Regions from separate parts of the Homo sapiens genome. Here regions 1, 2 and 4 are each linked to region 3. Evidence: chromatin contacts called from ENCODE Hi-C data. All regions are on one chromosome and are shown on one strand. The core of a region is the stretch at or near the end of the contact, and the rest is flanking DNA. Distances in the headings are between cores, read along the strand shown. Region 1 overlaps SHB (SH2 domain containing adaptor protein B). Region 2 overlaps SHB (SH2 domain containing adaptor protein B). Region 3 overlaps LOC107987065 (a long non-coding RNA gene). Region 4 has its middle 48 kb from the start of FAM240B.

Region 1 (3,178 bases), core at 487-2,986, 360 kb before region 3:
GAGCAGCGGGCAGGAGGTAGGCCCAGTTCTTGTGCCCAGGAGGAGAAGTTTGATTTCATCCACAGCAATAAGAGTTTTAAGAGATGTTACTTGCCCTGGGAAATCTTACAGACAGTCAGTCAGGTTGGCGTGAGGAGGGGCCAGAGGAGACAAGTCAGGATGCTAGTGAAGTAGTTCACACGGCAGGTGGCCGCAGAGATGGAGGAATAATGGATTCTGGTGGTACTTAGGAGGGAGCACTGGCAGAATTTGGTAAAGCAACAGATGCTGGTGTCCGGCAAAAAAAGGAATCAAGATGATGACGGGTTTGTGGCTTGAACCATAACTAGTTAGATGTGACACCGTTTATGGAGGTGCGGAAGCTGGGGGAGGGGCAAGTTTCGAGGAGAAGATCAGGAGCCCAGTTTTGAACACATTAAGTTTGAGATGCCCACTTGTCAGCCAAATGGAGATGCCAGGAAGCAACTGGACGTAGGAGTCAGGAGCTCTGGGAGAGGTGTGGGCTGATGCTACATGTCTGTGAGTCACCACTAGGATCCTGGGAGAGACAACCCAGGGAGAGCACGTAGTTGGAGACTGAGCCCTGGAAAGTCAGACCTTCAGGTCAAGCAGAGGCAAGGAGCCAGCAGAGGAGATGGAAGAGTGGCCAGGGAGGCAGGAGGAGCACCAGGCCCAGAGGCCCAGAAGGAGAGTGGTCAACTGTGGTGACTGCCACGGAGGACAGAGGGGGTCGTCTGGGGACCGGGGCAGAAAAAGGAGGCTGGCTGTGGTGGGTGAGAGAGAAGGGGAGGTGACAGAGAGGGGAGAAGTGCTGGCAGCTCTTTGGAGACTGTTCATTCACGCAACAGCTATTTATTCAGCACCTGTTACCTGCTGGGCACTGTTCTAGGCACAGGGGATGCAGTGGTGACCTAGACAAGTTCCTGCCCTCATGGAGTTTCTGTTCTCAGCAGGGGCAGTTGAGAGGAATGTTGAGTCAAGGTTTTTTTTTTTTACTTATGTTGGCAAAGTTTGTTACTGGGACACGTTCATATACTGATGGTAATGATGGAGGAAGGAAGAGGGGTGCAGGTGGGGCTGCCTCCAGGAGGCAGTGGGGACAGACCCTGAGCACTGGAGCACCTTTCTGCTGTCCCAGGAGGGAAGGCAGGTGGTAGGAGCACCTAGGCAGATGTGTGCCTGCCCATCCATGGCCACCCCGTGTGACCTGGGGCACACCCCAGTGCCTCGGTCTCCCCTCCTACCTCCCTCTGTGCTAGGGTGGAGGAGAGGTTCAGACTGGAAGGCGCCTCCTGAACTCTAGAACAGCATCAGTTCAGGTGGGGGACTAGGTGATCCTCTTTACTGGGGTCATCAGGCTCTAACCGAAATGGGATTTTACCTTAAGCAAACCCCTCGGGTGATGAGTCAGGACTTCTGACTCATCTTGGGGAGTTAATCGTGGGGAGATGAGACGATGGGGGAGGAAAAGCCAGTCATGCCTCTGGACTTGGCTGGGGGCCCCATCAAGTGGGAATGGGAAAGGAAAGAGAGCCCAACCCTCCCACCTTGAGATGAAGGCTGAGTCTGGGGGTGGGAGTGGGCAGGCTGGGCCCAGACTGACCCAGGCAGACCTGGCCACTGCTGGTCAGGACGCACGCCGAACATCTGTGAGTCACAGTTTGTTGATTAAAAGTGCACAGTTTGATCAGAAATAAGCAAAACCTGTCAGACGATCTGCATGGCTGTGAGAAATGATTCACAGCACCGGCTGGGAGCACTCACAAAGGTGGCAGAAGCCTCCAGAGGTGACAGCACTTGCTTAAAAGGGCAGCATATGATGTCATTCGGAAAACCCTGCATCCTGCTCACCGAGTGAGAATTTCCTGTGAGGGTATGCCCTGCCGGCCATGCCAAGACCAGAATCCCCAAGACAAATACAGTACGTGACACACACCAGGGAAGGCTCACGAACCATGTGTGGTTGTCAGTGAGTCTTGTGGCCTCATGTGTGCCTACTCCATACCAGGCAAAGGGTGGGAATGAGCAAAGAGTAAGTGGAGGAGAGGGGAGGGGAGAGGGTGGGGTCTGGGTCATGAGGTTGGGGGCACTCTGAGCCGTGAGTCCTTGCCAAGGCTCTGCACCACTCTGGGCCCTGATGTTCTCATCTAGGCAATGGGCTGACAACCCTTTATTGCACATTTGCTTGTTTAAGCAGACAAGACACCTGAGGACACCAGCACAAGTCCTGCACCTGCTTTGTCAAGTTCCTGGAGAAGCTCATTCTAGTCCAGTTATGAGACACGGTTAGAAACTGAAAACATAGTTTGCAGACAATTCACAGAATGAATGGCAGGCTAGGGAGGTGGGACTTTATCCTGGAGGTAATGTGGAGCCACTGAAGGTTTCAGAGCAGAGCAGGACCCTGCACCCAGGGATGATTTGGCAGAGCAGGGAGATGATAACCATGGCCAAGGGGAGGGGCAATAAAGGGCCCGGCCCTGCACAGTGCTGGGGGGCAGCAAGAACGGAAAGGGATGTGGGACCTTGGGGGCAGCATGGATGGGACTTGGCCACTGACTGGAGGTGGGAAATCTCTGGGCAAAGGGGCTGGGAAAACCCGCATCAAGAGTGGAAAGGCCTCGCCCAACTCTAACAGTATCAAGCAGACATGGAGCAAGAACACGACTGTAGCTAGAAAATAAATCTAATTTACACATAGTTTTACACTTAGGGGAAAGGATTTAGTTTATATTTAGTTTTTCCAAGGACTTATTTGCTGCATGATGAAATGAGAAACTAGGATGTAAAAAGGAGGAGTGCACCCTGTAGACTCTTTTGCAGTTCCTCCTGCCATTGAAGGTAAGGGTGGCAACACAGTGTGGAGAGAAAAAGTTCAGGGCTAGAAGCTAGGAGGTATGTGTTCTAATCCTGGGCCTACCACTGGCTGGGTGGGAGCCTCAACCTTCCAAGAGCCTTAACCTGCCCATGTATACACAGAGGGGGAGGTAGGGGCAGGCTAGAAGGCCCCTGGAGTTCTAGCATGCCTCAGTCTGGGTATTTATTTATTTTTTTTTGAGACAGGGTCTCGCTCTGTTGCCCAGGCTCGACTGCAGTAGTGTGATCACAGCTCAACACAGCCTCAACCTCCTGGCCTCAATTCAGTCTCCTGCCTCAGTCTCCCAAGTAGCTGGAACTA
Region 2 (3,011 bases), core at 61-2,560, 320 kb before region 3:
CGATACAGAACTGAGATCAACTCCAAGAGCATTCCTGTCTATTGGCTCAAAGACCTACAAAAAACTTAGACTGTGAAGACTTGCCTGAAGCTGAGACCCAGGACGGCAATGGGTGGAACATGGCTAGAGTCAGAAGCCTGGCCCCAGCTGCTGCTGGGAGACCCCAGACAGCACCCCGTCTCCTTTGCAGCTTCCTTGTCTGCAAAATAATGGAACCATAGGCGGCTGATTGACCTCAGTGGTTCATTTACTTACAGAATCACCCTTTTTCATATTATCCCTTTGTTACTTTATAGATGGTTATAGCAACACTGCAATGTGAGAGAGTAGAAAGTGACCATGAGATCTGGAATGGACTCTCAGCTGGCCACTCCAAGCTGTGTGACCCCAGCAAATCCTCCAACTTCTCTCTGCTTCCAGCTCCTCAAAAGTCAAATAAGTCAGTAGATATGAAAGAGTAACCAATGAAGAGCACCGTGCATATAAATATTATTCTCTTCTGTCCCATCCCTCATTCCAACTTGATCAGGTTAGAATAAATGCAAATGTAACTCAAATGACTGATTACTTCCCATTTGATTCCACATACGAAATACACTGGCAATTCCAAATACCAGTAAGTTCATTTTGGAACTGGACTCGGGAGACTTAGGTTCAAACCCTGGCTCTGCCGCCTACCAGCCTATGCCCTCTGGGGAGCGATTTGCCCCAGTAGAGACTTGGCAACCTCTGTTGTGGAGTGGGGAGAATATTAATATCAATTTCATGGCGCTGTTTAAAATAAAACCAAACAAAAGGTATATAAAAGAGACCTGTAACCATAAAACCCCATGCAGATGTTACATATGAGGAATATACATAGAGTGCGCAGACACACAACCTTCCTTCTAGCTGACATCTGGTATAAATGACTCACCAGTCAATCGGTTTATGTCCACATGGGGAAGACTTCTCGTTTTTTTTTCTTTCATAATATCAGTCATGTATGCTGCCCTTCAATAGCATAAACATCTACCTCACCGTGAAATATTTTTTACATTCACCCCTAAAAGGAAGAGCCCTGTACTCTGTGACAAGGCTGAGAAGGCATGATCTGATTCCAGGGCTCAGCAACATGACACACAAACCCTTAATATCTGGAACTGAAACGTTCTTCCTGAGTGTTTCATTAAGTATATCATCTGCTTGCATTTGGCACTCTTCCACTAGCTGGGAACCTACAAAAATTGATGTGGGATGACAGCTGAGTTGGCGCTGCCAGACAAGCTTCCTCACTCGAGAACAGGCTGGGGGAAGGGCAGGCGGGCGGCAGCTGTCACGTTACAGCTGCCACCACACAGACACGCACTTCAGATTTCACTCACGTCCCCTGACGGAGGGAGGCACCAGCCACAGGCCACATGACCGCTGAGGCTCCAGCTCATCCCACTCATCCTTGTCCTGGTGAGACAGAGGCGGACACTTTCCTGGGGAAGTCCCACCCCACCCTCCCAAGGAATCTTTAAACTCCTCTTAGCGCGAGCCCTCCTCTGCTGTGTATACCTGCTGGCCTCTGGGCCTGATATTCCAGCCACCTGCCCACTGCTGATGGGGAGAAGGCCCTGCTTTTCCCAGCTCTGGCCACTGTCAGTCAGTCTGGAAAAATGCTCCTCCACAGGCCAGCCTGGGTCACAGCGTGCTCCAAGCCTGGGGAGCACAGGACCTCAGAGGCCCTACTGAATCTTGCATCACCCCAAAGGTCCTTACACTCTCATTCCTCCTCCACTAGCGGGGAGCCTCCTTCCTAGCTTGCTTTCCTCACCGTCAATGTCATGTATATTAATATCAGAAGGAATATTAGGGGGCAGAGGGAGCAATGAGACCAAGGGTGCTCGACAAACTTATCCAGAAAGCCCCCAACACCTGCAGGGGCCTCATTCCATGCTGGCTGATTCCCATCATTCTCATCTATTCTGCAGAGAAGGTCACTGTTCTGAAGACACTTGACGGCACTCCCTTACGTTTGCCAGAGGGGTTTAAAATCAGTTGCTCTGAGACCCAAATCACCATCTTAGGCAGGTGTCTTTGAACATCCAATTGGCTTACACCCAACAATTCTATACAATAGGTCAAATCATTGTTTCCTGGGGGTTTAATTTGCAACTAATTTCTCTTACAGGGTTCACCAGAAAGCTCCCACTGTTTAAAATGAAATGTACCAGGGTGCTTTGTAGAGATTTTTCTATGTGGTGGATGACCTGAAATGGTGGTTTTGAATAATGTCCAAGCCGAAATGACTGCAGCCATTCTGTGTGCCCGTAGTCAGCCAGGGTCTGCAGGTGGGAGTGGACACAGGGCAGCCTGCTGAGGAAGCCACCAGGCCATCTGTCCACAGGCTGCATGAAGCGACTCCACTTTCAGGAGCATCTGAACCCCTCCCCTTCCCTCACACCCAGGATGAACTTTCCTGTTTCTCGCCTGGATCATAAAGTCTGAGCTTAGCTGGTACTCATGGTTGAAGCCTGCTCAACAGGGAGAAATAGCACATAGCTGGGACAGCCTTGCAGCCTGTCCAGCCCTTGGGTGGAGGGTCCTTAACTCAGGCCTGAGGCCTGTACGTGTGCAGAATTCTGTGATCATGTACATAGGAGCCCAGAGCCTAAATAAAGCAGCAGTTCTTTAAAAAAATTTGGTAATTCAATGAACACTTAGATGAGAGTCTAAAGCCCTTATCTCTATAGTACCAACTGGCTCCTCATCTCCTAATGTTGGACAGACACAGAGTGTCCACTGATGTGCTGGCTCTGGGCCAAGGTTGGAGCCTGCTGGTCCCCACCTCCCCAGCAATGGCCTTTCTTTCAGCTCCTCATTCAACACCCAAAGGCATTCAAGGTTGGGCCTAGATCTCCCCTCCTTCTACTGTAGTCTCTTAATCACCCTGGAGAAGAATTCTGTCCCTTTGGTACCCCAATGTAGCACTAATTATCTGTCTGATTCACATGTCAATTAATCACCCAAGGCCTTAAGACATT
Region 3 (3,027 bases), core at 336-2,835:
AGATTGTGCCACTGCGCTCCAGCCTAGGCAACAGAGTAAGACTCCGTCTTTAAAAAAAAAAAAAAAAAGCACAAATGAATTTTACCCACTGGAGATGCAATTGCTTATTGCTCTGGGGATGTTGATGACATTTGTATCTATTTCAACATTCTTGATTGCCTACTTGTGCAGTTCTGTGAATTCTCCTTTGAGTGAGTTGTAACAGCGGATGGATCCCCTCATTTACTGAGTTAAATGAAGTGTTTGATACATGTTCTTTTTATATTTGAATCATTGTATTCATTTTCTATTGCTGCATAACCAATGACCATACATTTATCAGCCTAAAACAATACCCATTTGCTTGTTTGCGGTTCTGTAGGTCAGAAGCCTGAGCATGGGATGACCGTGTCCTCTGCTCGGGTCTGCTGAACTCAAGGTGTCAGCCAGGCTGCACTCCATTCTGGAGTCTCTGAGGGAAGAATCCACTTCTGAGTTCATTCAGCTTGTTGGCCAAATCCACCTCTTTGAGGCTGGAGGGTTGTAGAGCATTTCCTTTTCTCTAAGGCCCACAAAGCAACCTCTATTCATTCCTTAACACCCAACTCAAATATCAGGTCTTTGGGGAACCTTCCTTCAGCAGCAGCACAGCACAGCAGTGGGAAGAAAATGGGCTTTGAAGTTCATTGGAATTTTGCTTCTGCCATTTTCAAGCTGAGTGGCCTTGGGCAAATTATATAAGCTCTCTGAGCCTTTGTTTCCTCATCTGTAAACCAAGTACAATGCAGTCTTCGATAGTAAGTGCATCTGACTGACTGATAAGCAGAATAATAATAAAAGCAGTGACCACATATGGTATGCTTGCCATGTGCTGGACACTAAGCATGGCTAAGTGCTTTATATGCCTTTTTCACTTAATCTGCCTACCAACCCAATAAAGGAAATTCTATTATTACTCCATTTTGCTGATGAGAAAACTGAGGTTTAAATAAGTTGAACCCAGTCTTACCTGTCGCCAAATCCTGTGCCCTTGGTCATGATGACATATTCCTTCCTAAAAGGTACTCAAGAAATTGACATCCCCTTTCCCTCTCTCTTCCCCTCCATGCCCACCTCTGGACCATCAGAATTGCTTTTTCTTTCCATGTGTCCCCATAACCCTGTATACCCCAAGGCCTCTCTAATACCATGTAAGACACAGTATCAGATTTTTTTCATGTGTTTCTCTTTCCCCAAGCCTCCAGCATTGGGTCTGGCATAGGGCAGGGATAGAGTACCATAATTCAAGTGAACTCATGAATTATCTTCAGTCCTTTTAGGAAGTGACCAGGGTATAATTTATATAATAAAATGATTATTAACCTACATAAATAAAAGAGAGAAAACTGTCCCTTCCACTCCATTCCCTTTCCCTCGTGTGCTCTCAGCTGAGGCGATAGGCCCCAGAGGAATTCAGCAGCAGACAGATAAAAACATCAAGGCCTGTTCCAGCTTCACACCAGATCCTGGAATTTAATTTAACTTATACAGACGTCGGTGTTGATGCTCTTGGGGGCTCCCAGCGCAGCCTCACAGAACAGCTGGTAACAACTGTGATGGGTTTGCCTTCACACCTCAGATGGAATCACAGGGGAATTCCACAAAGGCAGGGCCCTGGAAATCATTTCACAGGAAGAGTCTCGTACGCTCCAAGGACCTCAGTTTCAGGACGAACTGCCGAGATCATGCAGTGAACCCGCTTTGTTTTTAAAACAGCCAAAATGAGGCCCAGGGATTTCCCCAACATCACATGCCTTCCAAGTTTCGATGAGCAGCATTAAGAATGTAAACAACAGCAGCATATTACAGCTTGAGGTGTGCAGTTCTCGTACTTAAGAGCCTGTCTTTCCTTTTCCCCATGTGTTCTGCAATCAGTGTAGACTGTCACCAGCAAAGAGCAGACACAGGGTAGTTAAAGTGGCCCCAGTCACCGGGCATGTGTTTTACATGAGATCCAGATTACCATCTGAACTCCCCACTTTGTTATTTTTATATTAAATTCTGACTTTTTATATTAAACTGTGACTATTTTTATATTAAACTATGACTCTTCCGTATTAAACTCTGATTCTGAAAGCAGATAATTCAGGGACAAAAACAGCTTTTAAAGTGAAACCAATATAGAACACATTTCTTGTGATCTTTTTAATAATTTTCTATTGCCAGCTGAATTTAACCGTGATCTTACTCCATATATCGATTGAAATTACAGTTTTAATTCACCATGCATTTTGTTTTGTATGCCAAAGCACCTTGGAGCTTTTCCCTCAACTTCAATCTTGGAATTACATTTTCTATGTTTGCTTATTTTACAGCACACTGAACTCTGTCGATTCAATAAAATTTAAACATGTGCTTATTTACGGAGCACTTATCATAGCCAGGGCTCTAGGGTGAGTGATTTCTTGAGAAAGATCTACAGATGTGAGTAAGAGGCAGCCTATGCCCCCAAGTAACTCATGATTAACTAGAGAGTAAAATCATTAACTGGTAGTTAAAAAACAAGGTGGTAAAGTAAAAATAAATCTGGAAATAATAAATGACAAGGTTTAACTACATAAATATTTGAAATGTCTGTAAGGCAAAAGACATTACAAATAAAACTAAAGTACAAATGACAAATTGAGGGAAAACATTTTCAACATTTATTACATACAAAAGGTTAATAGTGTTCATGTATAAAGAGCTTTCTATGACTCAATAAAAAAAAAAACAACCTAATAGTAAATGTGCAGGAGACTTGGACTAGAAATTCACTTAAAAGAAAGACAGTGCTCAAAGAAGTACAGATTAAAATGACAAAAGTAAGCCGGGCGCAGTGGCTCACACCTGTAATCCCAACACTTTGGGAGGCCGAGGCAGGTGGATCATTTGAGGTCAGCAGTTTAAGACCAGCCTGGCAAACATGATGAAATCTCATTTCTACTAAAAATATATTTAAAATTAGCTAGGCGTGGTGGTGGGCATCTGTAATCCCAGCTACTTGGGAGGCTGAGGCAGGAGAATCAC
Region 4 (3,125 bases), core at 252-2,751, 350 kb after region 3:
CTCCAGCACTGGTTATTAGTGGACTCTTAAAGCAATCTCAAATTATGTGGAATTCAAATTCTGCGGAGTAATTAGAAATCTAAATAGGAATAAACTTTTCTCATTTAAGATATTTATGACTTAACTATTATTGAATTACCTATGAGCAAGAGCTGGGGAGTAGAAAAAAATCCCTTTCATGAACAGCCCAAAACAGTAAATAAGAGCAAGAGATGAGAAGTAGTAATAGGAACCAAAGGCCAAGACTTTTCTCCATATCACTCAACCACAACCCATGCCATTTAAAAGTTTACTGAGAGGGTATTGCACACCAGAGTTTAACCACCTTCTATGTTAGCCAACCCTACGCTGTTCTTTAATTATACACTGTAATTAGTACACTAAACACAATGTCTAGTAAATTAAAAAATAAATTCAGGTCTTAAGATACTTGTATCTGTCTTGGTTAAAGTTCTGAGTCAATTATTTGATAAAAGGGTGAGGAGCCTGCTTTTATGCTCAGCTGGAAGAGCTGTACATGTCACATGAAAGTACTCCATACACCTGGCATAGGCAGGGCCTCAGACGAATGAGCAGTCATGGGCTTCTCCAAACCAAACAACTGGGCCCTCACCTCCTCCACGTGGAATTCTTCTCACGCAAATAGACACAGGCCTCATAGCAGAATGGCAAAATTCTGAAAGTGTTATCTCAAAAGACCAGAAGGGGACATGAAAAAGAGGTGAACCGAGGCTTGAAAAAATGTCACAAATGGTGAATAGATGAGATCAGGGTGAAACAATGCAAATGTTACTGGAAAACAATAAAAGAAATGTTTGGTGAAAGAAAGTCTAAAACTCATTTCCTATGATATCTCATAGAGACTGTTTACTGCAGAAAATAGCTCAGGAAGTCATCGGTCAGGGAATGATCACTGGAACACCTCACTTTTTTGGAGATGACCTCTGGTAAGGACCAAGTCCTCTCTCGTGTTTGCTCTCATGACCCTCCCCGTGGGGGCTAGAGACTCTTCTTACTCTCCTACCTGTGGGAAAATGACTCACCCCTAAACACTTGGTGGTCAGGTTTGAAAGCCACACAGGCAGGCAGAAAAGTCATGGCAGGGGCACTTCAAAATAAATCTCTAAGGGAACTGAAAAAAAAAATTCCGACTAATCGAAGCCCTGAAAAACCTTCTGAATCCTACCCACTCTGCCGATTTTCTGAGGGAACCTCAGAAAATTAAGGATGTAGAAGCGGAACTCAAATACTGTTGCAGCTCCTCTTTTGGAAAAATCACTCTTTGCTGTAAACTTTCATGTTCATGGGACAATCCAACCAATATTTTAATGCTAGTAGCAATCACGGGACAAGCAGTTCCACTCGAACGTTCAGAAGCCAAGGAATAATGGCATGCCGGCTTCGATGCCTTCTGTCCTTGTTTACATAGTAAACGAGACTCTCTTAACGGCCCTTGGAAAGATGCCCTTTCATATTTGACACTGAATTCATCTGGTGCAAATAGAAAACCTTGAGGAAATGTGAGCCTGCCTTCCCCAGAGGTCAGCGCTTGTTATGTGAGCGCTGAGGGCCCTGCTGCCCCCTGCTGGGTCTGTACCCCGCAGAGACGCTGGCCACACCCAGCAGAGCCAGCTGCTCTCGGACCAGCTCTTCAGCCGGATCTGTGGTCGCCTCTGAAACCGCAGGCTCCCTCTGTGATGGGCTCGCCAGGCCCTGCTGCTCCTCCGGCTCACGGAAGTGCCCTGTGGTGCACGGGGTTTTCACTCCAGAGAGAGCCGGGGAACCCCGCCCCCATCAAAGTTGAAGTGTCCTCTATCCAAAGGAGCTCCTCTGCCAGCTTTTTTTTTTTTTCTTTTTTTCTTTTTTTCTTTTTTTTGAGATGGAGCCTCGCTCTGTCGCCCAGGCTGGAGTGCAGTGGCGCAATCTTGGCTCACTGCAAGCTCCGCCTCCCGGGTTCACGCCGTTCTCCTGCTTCAGCCTCCCGAGTTGCTGGGACTACAGGCGTCTGCCACCACGCCCGGCTAATTTTTTGTATTTTTAATAGAGACCGGGTTTCACCGTGTTAGCCAGGATAGTCTCCATCTCCTGACCTCAAGTGATCCACCCACCACAGCCTCCCAAAGTGCTGGGATTGCAGGTGTGAGCCACCGCGCCGGGCCACTCCTCTGCCAGCTTTGCAGACCACTGCCTCCCTGAAAATCAATCTGACATCCAAAACGTGTATGCTCGACAGTGTTCTGGTGTGTGTTTTACCACTTTAAAAACAAGAGTGGTCCAAACATCTACATTAAGGACTAACTAGTAAATTGAGACTTGCTCTCTGAAACTCCACAGTTATGGCCCTAAAAGTTCCCAAGGCAGGGCCTTGCACTTGGCGATGGGAAATGTAAATGAAATGTGTACGCTCAGTGGTTTTCATTGACTATTAGGCTTATGGCAGATAGTCTCTGCCAAGTTATAGAATTAGTATTCCTTCTCCAGATTTCTCCCTCTCTTACACCTGGACAACTGGAGCAGAATTCATAAAATTCTGTGCTGAAAAGGTGAATGTGCTGAGAGAAGGAGGAGGAAGAAACAGTCCCTCTATTTGTTCAGCCAAATGGCTAAACGCACCGTGACGAAAAGCTGGGGACCGAAAATGAGCCGCTTCAGTTTACGTGAAGCAAACTAACATCTTAAGTTACATTCAGCACAGACATATCTGCTGCAGTAATTTTTAAAAACCGTACAAAAAGTTGTTAGGCAATCGTTGCGAACACAATACAATGAAAAGAGCGCATGCCCTAAGTCATGGCTCAGTCCTGGGCACCAAAGCCAAGCTGTGCCATCCCCGGCAAGACCTGGAAAGTCTCCCGGCCTCAGTGTCCTCCTCCGTGAGGCCTGGATGTGAACCTCACAGGGCTGCGCTGAAGAGTAAATGTGATAATGAATCTGAGGACACTTTGTCAGTGCCATTCAAAAGTTCTTGTTTTAAAATTTATTGCTTTTGAAGCCATGTGAATTGGCTGTTGAGATATTTAAAAATTCTCACCACATGTGGCAAGGTTTATAGAGCCCTGAGTTACAGAATGCCAATTCACAAATGTCAGCCACACCCGGCTTTGGGGTGGCTCCGTGCGTCTTTG

The links. Hi-C counts contacts between places; a loop is a spot of excess contacts on that map. Pooled maps may share reads with other maps.
Region 1: a loop to region 3 is called in a map with no recorded cell type, with 13 times the contacts of the local background. The contact joins two enhancer-like sites. A Hi-C loop is called at or near these places in 3 of 37 single-sample maps with no recorded cell type and 4 of 50 pooled maps.
Region 2: a loop to region 3 is called in a pooled map, with 4 times the contacts of the local background. The contact joins two enhancer-like sites. A Hi-C loop is called at or near these places in 2 of 37 single-sample maps with no recorded cell type and 4 of 50 pooled maps.
Region 4: a map with no recorded cell type shows a loop between it and region 3 (9-fold over the local background). The contact joins two enhancer-like sites. A Hi-C loop is called at or near these places in 2 of 37 single-sample maps with no recorded cell type and 2 of 50 pooled maps.

The regions. Positions count from the first base shown.
Region 1 is chr9:37,952,440-37,955,617 of GRCh38, forward strand. All of the region lies in intron 4 of SHB (SH2 domain containing adaptor protein B), which reads right to left. Among named protein-coding and RNA genes, the nearest start is that of SLC25A51, 50 kb to the left of the region's middle. RefSeq lists enhancers at 1,348-1,477, 1,688-1,977. Within about 2 kb of position 1,737, at least 11 of the 41 ENCODE cell types and tissues checked have a DNase peak (open chromatin) inside an H3K27ac peak, as active enhancers do.
Region 2 is chr9:37,993,846-37,996,856 of GRCh38, forward strand. The region is part of intron 2 of SHB (SH2 domain containing adaptor protein B); the gene reads right to left. Among named protein-coding and RNA genes, the nearest start is that of SHB, 74 kb to the right of the region's middle. Within about 2 kb of position 1,311, at least 23 of the 41 ENCODE cell types and tissues checked have a DNase peak (open chromatin) inside an H3K27ac peak, as active enhancers do.
Region 3 is chr9:38,317,511-38,320,537 of GRCh38, forward strand. The region is part of intron 1 of LOC107987065 (a long non-coding RNA gene); the gene reads left to right. Among named protein-coding and RNA genes, the nearest start is that of ALDH1B1, 74 kb to the right of the region's middle. RefSeq lists an enhancer at 1,533-1,872. Within about 2 kb of position 1,586, at least 5 of the 41 ENCODE cell types and tissues checked have a DNase peak (open chromatin) inside an H3K27ac peak, as active enhancers do.
Region 4 is chr9:38,670,955-38,674,079 of GRCh38, forward strand. No RefSeq gene overlaps it. Among named protein-coding and RNA genes, the nearest start is that of FAM240B, 48 kb to the right of the region's middle. RefSeq lists an enhancer at 1,314-1,957. Within about 2 kb of position 1,502, at least 5 of the 41 ENCODE cell types and tissues checked have a DNase peak (open chromatin) inside an H3K27ac peak, as active enhancers do.